Regions from separate parts of the Homo sapiens genome. Here regions 2 and 3 are each linked to region 1. Evidence: chromatin contacts called from ENCODE Hi-C or POLR2A ChIA-PET data. All regions are on one chromosome and are shown on one strand. Each heading gives the region's core, a stretch centred on a gene start or an enhancer-like site at or near the end of the contact. The rest is flanking DNA. Distances are from core to core; before and after follow the strand shown.

Region 1 (2,698 bases), core at 135-2,634:
CAAAAAAGGGAAAACCCACGTTTAATAAACACATGAAAATGTAGGCCGGGAGCAGTGGCTCACGTCTGTAATTCCTTTATGCACTGCCCGTCGGGAAGTGTAATCCCTGCACTTCGGGAGGCCGAGGCGGGTGGATCACCTGAGGTCAGGAGTTCAAGACCAGACTGGCCAACCCCCCCATCTTTGCTAAAAATACAAAAAATTAGCTGGGTGTGGTGGCGCGCGTCTGTAATCCCAGCTACTCAGGAGGCTGAGGCAGAAGAATCGCTTGAACCCGAGGCGGAGGTTGCAGTGAGCCGAGATCATGCCACTGCATTCCTGCCCGAGCAACAAGAGCAAAACTCCGTCTCAAAAGAAAGAAAGAAAGAAAGAAAGAAAATGTACACGATGGGATACCACCTTACACCCCCCAGACTGATAAACATTACAAAACCAGCCGCCACTGAACGATGGAGGGATACCGGGAAACAGGAAGCTTTATGCACTGCCCGTCGGGAAGTATAAACTAGTGTGACCATTCCAAAGAACAATCCAGCAAAATTAGATATGACCAGGACCCAACTCTGGGGTGGATACCCAGAGAAATGCAACAATATGCACAAGGAGACAACTGCCAGAATATTCGTTACAGTGTGGCTTGTGGGGGTGTTAATACTAGAAAAAAATCTATCCACCACTAGGGGAATAAGTCTATGCACACAGCACCCCTCATGCAAGCACTCAGAAGTGAAAACAAGATGACTAGCATGGATGGACTCAAAAACACAATGTTGAGGAAAAAGGTTTAAAGAAAAATCACAGCATATTATATTGAAGAATTCGAAACCGCTATATAGATTTCAAAGTAACACTTGCACAAATTTACCCAAGGTGGACCGTAAAGCCACTTATATAACACACCAGAGTGGCTGTCTGAAAAGGGGAGTGAAAGGGGTCTGGGAATAGGAACGAAGAGAGGAAGTGATAAAATAAACAAGGAGCCTTGCATTGGCCCACAGGGTGTCAAGAACTGAGAAGGATCAACTCAATTTTGTGCACCTGAGGTTCTTCTTTTCAAAAAAAGAATGCCAGTTGCGAGGGTGAGGGTCCCACACCGCAGGAGATGGCACAAGTCCGGCCAAGAACGGAGGGGGCCGCGGCCGGTGCGGAGCGGCCTAGAGCGGCGGGAGGGCGGACGCCCCTTCGAGAGCTCCTCTTTCTCTCAGAAGTCACGGGGGCGAGACGGGGGCGCCAGGGCGGCGGACGAGGCACGGAGGGCAGGAAAGCCCATTCCCTACAGCCCGGAACTCCTGCTCCCAAACCTCCTCCCCGACCGCCCTGCTTACCTGGCGCCAGCTCCGGGCGCGGGCCCCGCGACCGCCATGACCTGAGACCCGAGGGACTCTGGAGCCCAGCTGCCCCTAGTTCAGTACTGGGTAGAGTCCGAGGAGGGGCGGGGCCCCGGCTACCACAGAGACGGCGTTTGATAGAGAGGAAGGTGCGGGAGACGCGGACTCTCCCGGAAGCGACCGACGTCTCTAAAAGTACCAGAGAGTGGACTCGGCTGACCCGGCGGCTACAGCGCCCCCATATTTTCTGGGAGACTTCCCTTTTGACAATAGGTATCCGAGAGTGTAACTACTTTATGGCAAGTATTTTAGATTCTGTGTATAATAGATGTTTTACATATTCTCCCAGAGAAGCCAGCATGATCTTTAAAAAAGTATAAATTAGGCTTCCAGCCGGGCCCGGTGGGTTACTCCTGTAATCCCAGCACTTTGGAAGGCCAAGGCGGGAGGATCGCTTGAGCCCAGGAATTCAAGACCAGCCTGGGCAACATGGCAAGACCCCGCCTTTACAAAAGACAAAAGCATTAGCCGGGGATGGTGGCGAGCGCCTGTGGTCCGAGCTACTCTGGAGGCTGAGGCAGGAGAATCACTTGGGCCCGGAAGGTCAAGGCTGCAGTGAGCCGTGACTGTGCCACTGCACTCCAGCCTGGGCGACAAAGAGAGACCCTGTCTCAAAAACAAATAAATAGATGATAATGATCGATAGATAAGATAGATAGTTGAATGAATGAAATGCTTATCAGTTGACTGATTAGTACCCAAAGGGAGGTGGGAAATGGCTCAAAAAAAACCCAAACAGCATGATCCCACAGGTCCCTAAATTTGAATCTGGATGTGTCTTCTCACTTTCCTCCAATCCTTATTAAGTTTCAACTGCAAGCCAAACACTCTACAACATGCATGTATCACTTGTCTTTATGAAAGTTGCAGTCTAGCTGGGTAGGTCAATCAGTTGACAATTACAGATTTTTTTTTTTTTTTTTTTTTTTTTGATACGGAGTGTTGCTTTTGTTGCCCCGGCTAGAGTGCAATGGCGCGATATCGGCTCACGGCAACCTCAGCCTCCCGGATTGAAGCCATCCTCCTGCCTCAGCCTCCCGAGTAGCTAGGATTACAGGCATGTGCCACCACGCCCAGCTAATTTAGTATTTTTAGTAGAGACAGGGTTTCTCCATATTGGTCAGGCTGGTCTTGAACTCCTAACCTCAGGTGATCTGCCCGCCTTGGCTTTCCAAAGTGTTGGGATTACAAGAGTGAGCCACCGCTCCTGGCCTTTTTTTGTTTTTGTTTTTGTTTTAGACGGAGTTTCGCTCTTGTGGCTCAGGCTGGAGTGCAATGGTGCTATCTTGGCTCACTGCAACCTGTGCCTC
Region 2 (2,698 bases), core at 63-2,562, 410 kb after region 1:
AACCCCATCAGTCAGACTCCAAAGTTCGTGTTAAACAATAAACGTGTTTTCATCATAAGGGTTATACAATGGTCACCTTCTTTTTTAAACCTGATAACATATTTTACTTCCAACTCTAGGATAGCATCATGCAATAAGAAAAGTATGACAGAGGTACCCATTCCGTTCCCAGCTTGATCAGTAGCTGGAGAATGGAAGACAAAGTGCAAAAAAAAAAAAAAAAAAAAAAAAAAAAAGAAAAAAAAAGAAAGAAAGAAAGAAAGAAAAAGAAAAAAAGAAATACAAGTACAGACTTTGGAATCACGAGACTCAAACAGACCCCTGAACAAAGTCTGGGGCTCAATTTCCCCATATGTAAAATAAAAGAATTTATGTTATTGAGAAGGTCAAAGAAGGTAATATGAATAAAGTGACAAGTACAGTATACAGGATGGGGGTTTTCATTTAAAGTTTACAGACACCCAGAGGGTCCACGGATGGGCTTCAGAGTCCACCAATCTCATTAAGTGTATTACAAACTGTATGTGTGCCCATTTTTTAAAGAATTGTTCCTGGCTTTCCACAAACTTTCAAGAAATAAGTTATCTCCAAAAAGTTAAGAACCACTGGAATACATAGCAGGTACTCAAAGAAAAAAGCTACCTTTCGCTCCTTGTTCTCACAAATTCTCCCTTTTTACTTAAAGATGACACACCAAGGCTTCACAATAAATGTGCATTGTATCTCACCATTTTCTTGGCTTGGGTAAGTAGTAACATATGCAAGCTTATGCCCCAATTCTCTAGCGATAGTCTAGGCCCTCAAACACTGCTTCATTTCTCTCTTCACCGAGAGGAGTACACGGTATATACTCGAGAACAATCATCCACCTAGCTGCACAAAGCACCATATCGGCTAGGAAAACCAAATAGGAACCACAGCCTCAGGGCTGGACCATAGACACCGGATACCCCAACGCTACAGGGTGAGGAGAATGTGTTCCCCCAAACTACTGGGCAAACCAGGAGTCTGAACCCCCCTACCCTTTTCCTCCCTCTCTCTCTGGAACTCTGGTAAAGGCAGGTCTTCTGGGCTCTGCCTAAGGCTGGAGAGAAACGTTACCCGAGCCGGGGGTTGCAGCGCGACGAAGTTCCACCTCCGCTGTCCTGGGAAGGGGCGGCAGCACTCAGCAGAAGACGGGCTCCCCACTCTCCCACCAACAGACCCCAGAGTTGGTCTCCACCCGGCCTGGGAACCGGCTCGGGGGATTGCCCTTTCCCCAAGGAGTTTCCGCTTCCGGGCTATCCTTTGCCGGAAGCAGTATGTGAATGACGTAGAAGTATTGCGCCGTTGGTGATTACGGAAGAACCAGGAGTTTGGCGTGACCATGGTGAGAGAAGACGGTCCAAGAAGGGACGTTATCAGGCCACTTTTTGGGTGGAGAAGGAGGTAGTCAGACCGTGGCCAAATTTCCTTCACATTATCCTAGCATATTTTCATTCTGGTCTTAGCTCTTAAACTTCTCCAAGCGGTGACTGTTATGCTTTACAGAGTGGGGAAGAGGGTCTGGGTTATTTGAGGCAAGAAGGGAAGGCAATAGACAAGAGAAAAGAAGAGACTTTAAAAGATGCCGTGTGTTTCCAACTTTTTTAATTCTAAAATTTCTGTTTCAAGGGGAAGCAAAAGAAAACAAGGAAGTATGCGACCATGAAGCGAATGCTTAGTCTCAGAGATCAGAGGCTGTGAGTGTCTGGAATCAACTGCCCAGGGATATTCTAATAAGAGTCTAGAGAGGATAAGTAGTAAAAATGTTTGTTGTTATTATTTTGTTTTTTGCTTATTATCGTGTCTTAGATTTATATAGCATGAGATAGCCAGTGTTTAACAGTAATTTAGCTGCTGAGCGATCACACTGGGAAAGGCGATGGGAATTAAACATTTCTTAAGTGTTCACTTTTTCTACCGTTATATGCTTTGTCTGCCATATCGCATTTAAACCTCATGTCAGTTCGGTGAAGTCCGTATAGTTCTCTTTATGTTTTTACCATTACACTACTACATTCCCCTGGGGTGGGGCGAGGGGAGTGTTTCTTGTTGAAAGATGGCAAGGTTAGAGACCTTGTTTGTCTGGCGTTTCCAGTGCCTGGTACTCAAATATTTTTGTCAGAGAAAATGGGAAAACTCCAAGATATCTCCATTTTATAAGTCTTACTAATATAAGAATCCAAATCACTGTGGAAGAAGAAAGTGAAGTGAAATTCCCTAGTATGAAGAGGATCAAAGCGGTGTCCCTGCTTAAGTGTAGAATAAGCATAGCTATTAAATAAAGACTGATCTTCACTGAGTTTAAGAGTCTCAGAAAGCCGGGCGCAGTGGCTCACGCCTGTAATCCCAGCACTTTGGGAGGCTGAGGCGGGTGGATCACCTGAGGTGAGGAGTTCAAAACCAGCCTGGCCAACACGGTGAAACCCTGTCTCCACTAAAAATACAAAAAAGAGTCTCAGAATAAGAGAATAGTCGTTAAAACCTTCAGAATTATTATTCTCAGCCTTTAGTGTGGATGTATTGTGTAATTTTTAGGAATGACACTCCATTAATAATAATTTCTTTCTAGTTAAGGGTTAAGTTCTGTATATGCGTTTTTACATTTTAGCCCTTTATAAGAAGCATATGGGGTAATACTTTTCCCCCAAAAGTTAAAGCATCTGAATCTTCAGAA
Region 3 (2,698 bases), core at 56-2,555, 350 kb before region 1:
CAACCTCCACCTCCCGGGTTCAAGTGATTCTCCTGCCTCAGCCTCCCGAGTAGCTAGGACTACAGGCGCGCACCACCATGCCCAGATAATTTTTTGTATTTTTTTGTTTGTTTGTTTTTGTTTTTGAGAGAGTTTTGCTCTTGTTGCCCAGGCTGGAGTGCAATGGCACAATCTCGGCTCACTGCAACCTCCACCTCCCAGGTTCAAGCAATTCTCTTGCCTCAGCCTCCCGAGTAGCTGGGATTACAGGCATGTGCCACCACGTCCAGCTAATTTTGTATTTTTTTTAGTAGAGACAGGGTTTCTCCATGTTGGTCAGGCTGGTCTTGAACTCCTGACCTCAGGTCCCAAAGTGCTGCATTACAGGAGTAAGCCACCGCACCCGGCCAATTTTTGTATTTTTAGTAGAGACGGGGTTTTGCCATGGAAACCAGCCTGGTCTCGATCTCTTGACCTCATGATCCGCTTTCCTTGGCCTCCCAAAGTGCTGGGATTACAGGCGTGAGCCAGCGCGCCTGGCCAATTTTTTTTTTTTTTTTAAATTTTTAGACGGAGTTTCACCATGTTGGCCAGGCTGGTCTCGAACTCCTGACCTCAGGTGATCCACCCGCCTCGGCCTCCCAAAGTGCTAGGATTACAGGCGTGAACCACCACGCCCGGCCAAATTTGGGGAGCAATTTTCTTAATCTCTTTGTGCCTCAGTTTTCTCTTCTACAAAAATGAGACGACAATTGTACTACTGGTCATAGAGTACTAAGAGGATAAGCGAAAACTGAGTGACATTGCCTATCAAGAGCCTCGTATAAAGTCCGAGAGGTTCAGGTCTGTAAGTCAGAGTCCGCCTCCTGGTCCCTAAACGCTCATTTTAATCCCACGCCCCTCCGTGACACGCCCCTGCTGTCTGTCTCCAAGGCAACGCCCAACAGTTTCCTCTCCGGGATTCCTTTCCCGGGGGCAGTCTCTTTTCTCTCCTCACCTGACGGCTCCCCTCCGCGCCTCCGGGGGCTCCCTCAGGCCTCCCCACGGTCATTTCAGCTGGACAGAGGCAGCAGCGACAGTGACAGCGATAGTGGCAGCAGCGGTGGCAGCGAGAGCTATGCGGGGCCAGGGTCCACCCCTTTCTAGCTTTGGCGTCTGGTTGGCTTCCAGGGCAGCCTCCGATCCATCCCGCCCGAGGAGGCAAGGTTCGTTTTCCGATTGGCCTATTTTCTCCGCGCATTTTATTTCCGGTTCTGAGGACGCCGCGGAAGCGGGACGGGATTGGAGTGCTCTGCTCCGGACGCACTACGTAGGTGGGCCTGCGGGAGTTCTGAGTGCGACGGCGCAGGTCTGCACCATGGCGGCCCGGCTTGTCAGCCGATGCGGGGCTGTGCGTGCAGCTCCCCACAGCGGCCCGCTGGTGTCCTGGCGCAGGTGGTCCGGCGCCTCAACAGACACCGTGTATGACGTGGTGGTGTCGGGTGGAGGCCTGGTGGGCGCTGCCATGGCCTGTGCCTTGGGTAAGCCCTTCTCCAGGCTACTAGTGGCCGGAAACCGGGCCGCGGAGGCACGATGAGAGCCGTGAGAGCCCTAGCACGACTTGCCCAAAGACAATTTCTCAGGTCTCGCGACGCTTCTCCCCTCCCCTCCTAGAGGAACCCCAGGGCACGCCGGAATGCGTGTGGTCCTTCAGGGTCCATTAGGGTCAAAAGTGGGAGGGGCGTTCAGAGTCTGTTCTACTCATGGGAAAACAGGCCTTCCCGGGGTTATTTATAAATGAGAGTTCCAGTTTCTCCAGATCCTGGACAGTACTTGTCATTGTCTTTTTGTTTATAGACATTCTAGTGGGTGTAAGTAAAGTGGGATCTCCAGGTTTTGACTTGTATTTCCCTAATGATTAATGATGTTGAATATCCTTTCATATGTTTATTGGTCATTTGTATATCTTCTTTAGAGAAATGCCTATTCAGACCCTTTGCCCGGTTTTTAATTGAGCAGTTTGTCTCTTGAATACTGTGGTAAGAGTTATTTTTATTTTTTGAGACAGGGTCTTCCGCTGTGCCCAGGCTGCAGTGCAGTGGCACGATCACGGCTCACTGTAGCCTCAACCTCCCTGGCTGAATTGATCCTCCTGCCTCTGCCTCCCAAATAGCTGGGACTGCAGGAATGCGCCACCACTCGGCTGATTTTTGTATTTTTTTGTAGAGACGAGGTCTCACTATGTTGCCCAGGCTGGTCTGGAACTTCTGGGCTCAAGCAATCCACCTGCCTCAGCCTCCCAAAGTGCTGGGATTACCGGCATAAGCAACCCTGCCTGGCCATTATTTTGTTTATTCTGTATAAGTCCCTTATCTGATAAATGACTTGCAAATATTTTCTTCCATTTTGTAGTCTTTTCACTTTTTTTTTTTTCCCTGAGATGGAGTTTCGCTCTTGTTGCCCAGGATGGAGTACAATGGCACGATCTCAGCTCACTGCAACCTCTGGGATTACAGGCTTGTGCCACCATGCCTGGCTAATTTTTGTATTTTTAGTAGAGACGGGGTTTCACCATATTGGCCAGGCTGGTCTCGAACTCCTGATCTCGTGATCCACCTGCCCCTTCCTCCCAAAGTGCTGGGATTACAGGCATGAATCACCATGCTTGGCCCATTATGAGATTTTTTTTTTGTGATTTTTTTTTTTTTTTTAGCTCATCAGCTATCATTAATATTAGTGT

Evidence for each region. A loop is a pair of places that touch in the nucleus more often than their neighbours do. ChIA-PET counts read pairs that join two places held with the same protein, here RNA polymerase II (POLR2A). Pooled maps may share reads with other maps.
Region 2: a map of B cell shows a loop between it and region 1 (23-fold over the local background). The contact joins the promoter of FCF1 here to the promoter of ABCD4 in region 1. A Hi-C loop is called at or near these places in 5 of 168 maps with a recorded cell type or tissue (B cell, CD4-positive, alpha-beta T cell, CD4-positive, alpha-beta memory T cell and 2 more), 7 of 37 single-sample maps with no recorded cell type and 13 of 50 pooled maps.
Region 3: a loop to region 1 is called in a map with no recorded cell type, with 9 times the contacts of the local background. The contact joins the promoter of COQ6 here to the promoter of ABCD4 in region 1. A Hi-C loop is called at or near these places in 3 of 37 single-sample maps with no recorded cell type and 9 of 50 pooled maps. POLR2A ChIA-PET finds 5 or more read pairs at or near these places in 2 of 52 experiments (OCI-LY7 and naive thymus-derived CD8-positive, alpha-beta T cell).

Annotation. Positions count from the first base shown.
Region 1 is chr14:74,301,550-74,304,247 of GRCh38, forward strand. It overlaps ABCD4 (ATP binding cassette subfamily D member 4), which reads right to left and starts at 1,385. Exons shown (of 19, transcript NM_005050.4): 1 at 1,326-1,385. The coding sequence starts at 1,363. It also overlaps a transcript of VRTN not described here. RefSeq lists a silencer at 1,134-1,213 and an enhancer at 1,474-1,833.
Region 2 is chr14:74,711,832-74,714,529 of GRCh38, forward strand. FCF1 (FCF1 rRNA-processing protein) reads left to right here and starts at 1,313. Exons shown (of 8, transcript NM_015962.5): 1 at 1,313-1,369; 2 at 1,654-1,721. The coding sequence starts at 1,367. It overlaps AREL1 (apoptosis resistant E3 ubiquitin protein ligase 1), which reads right to left and starts at 1,249. Exons shown (of 20, transcript NM_001039479.2): 1 at 1,102-1,249. RefSeq lists an enhancer at 1,147-1,426.
Region 3 is chr14:73,948,997-73,951,694 of GRCh38, forward strand. It overlaps COQ6 (coenzyme Q6, monooxygenase), which reads left to right and starts at 1,306. Exons shown (of 12, transcript NM_182476.3): 1 at 1,306-1,499. The coding sequence starts at 1,337. FAM161B (FAM161 centrosomal protein B) reads right to left here and starts at 1,098. Exons shown (of 9, transcript NM_152445.3): 1 at 977-1,098. The coding sequence starts at 1,030. RefSeq lists enhancers at 988-1,988, 1,005-1,064.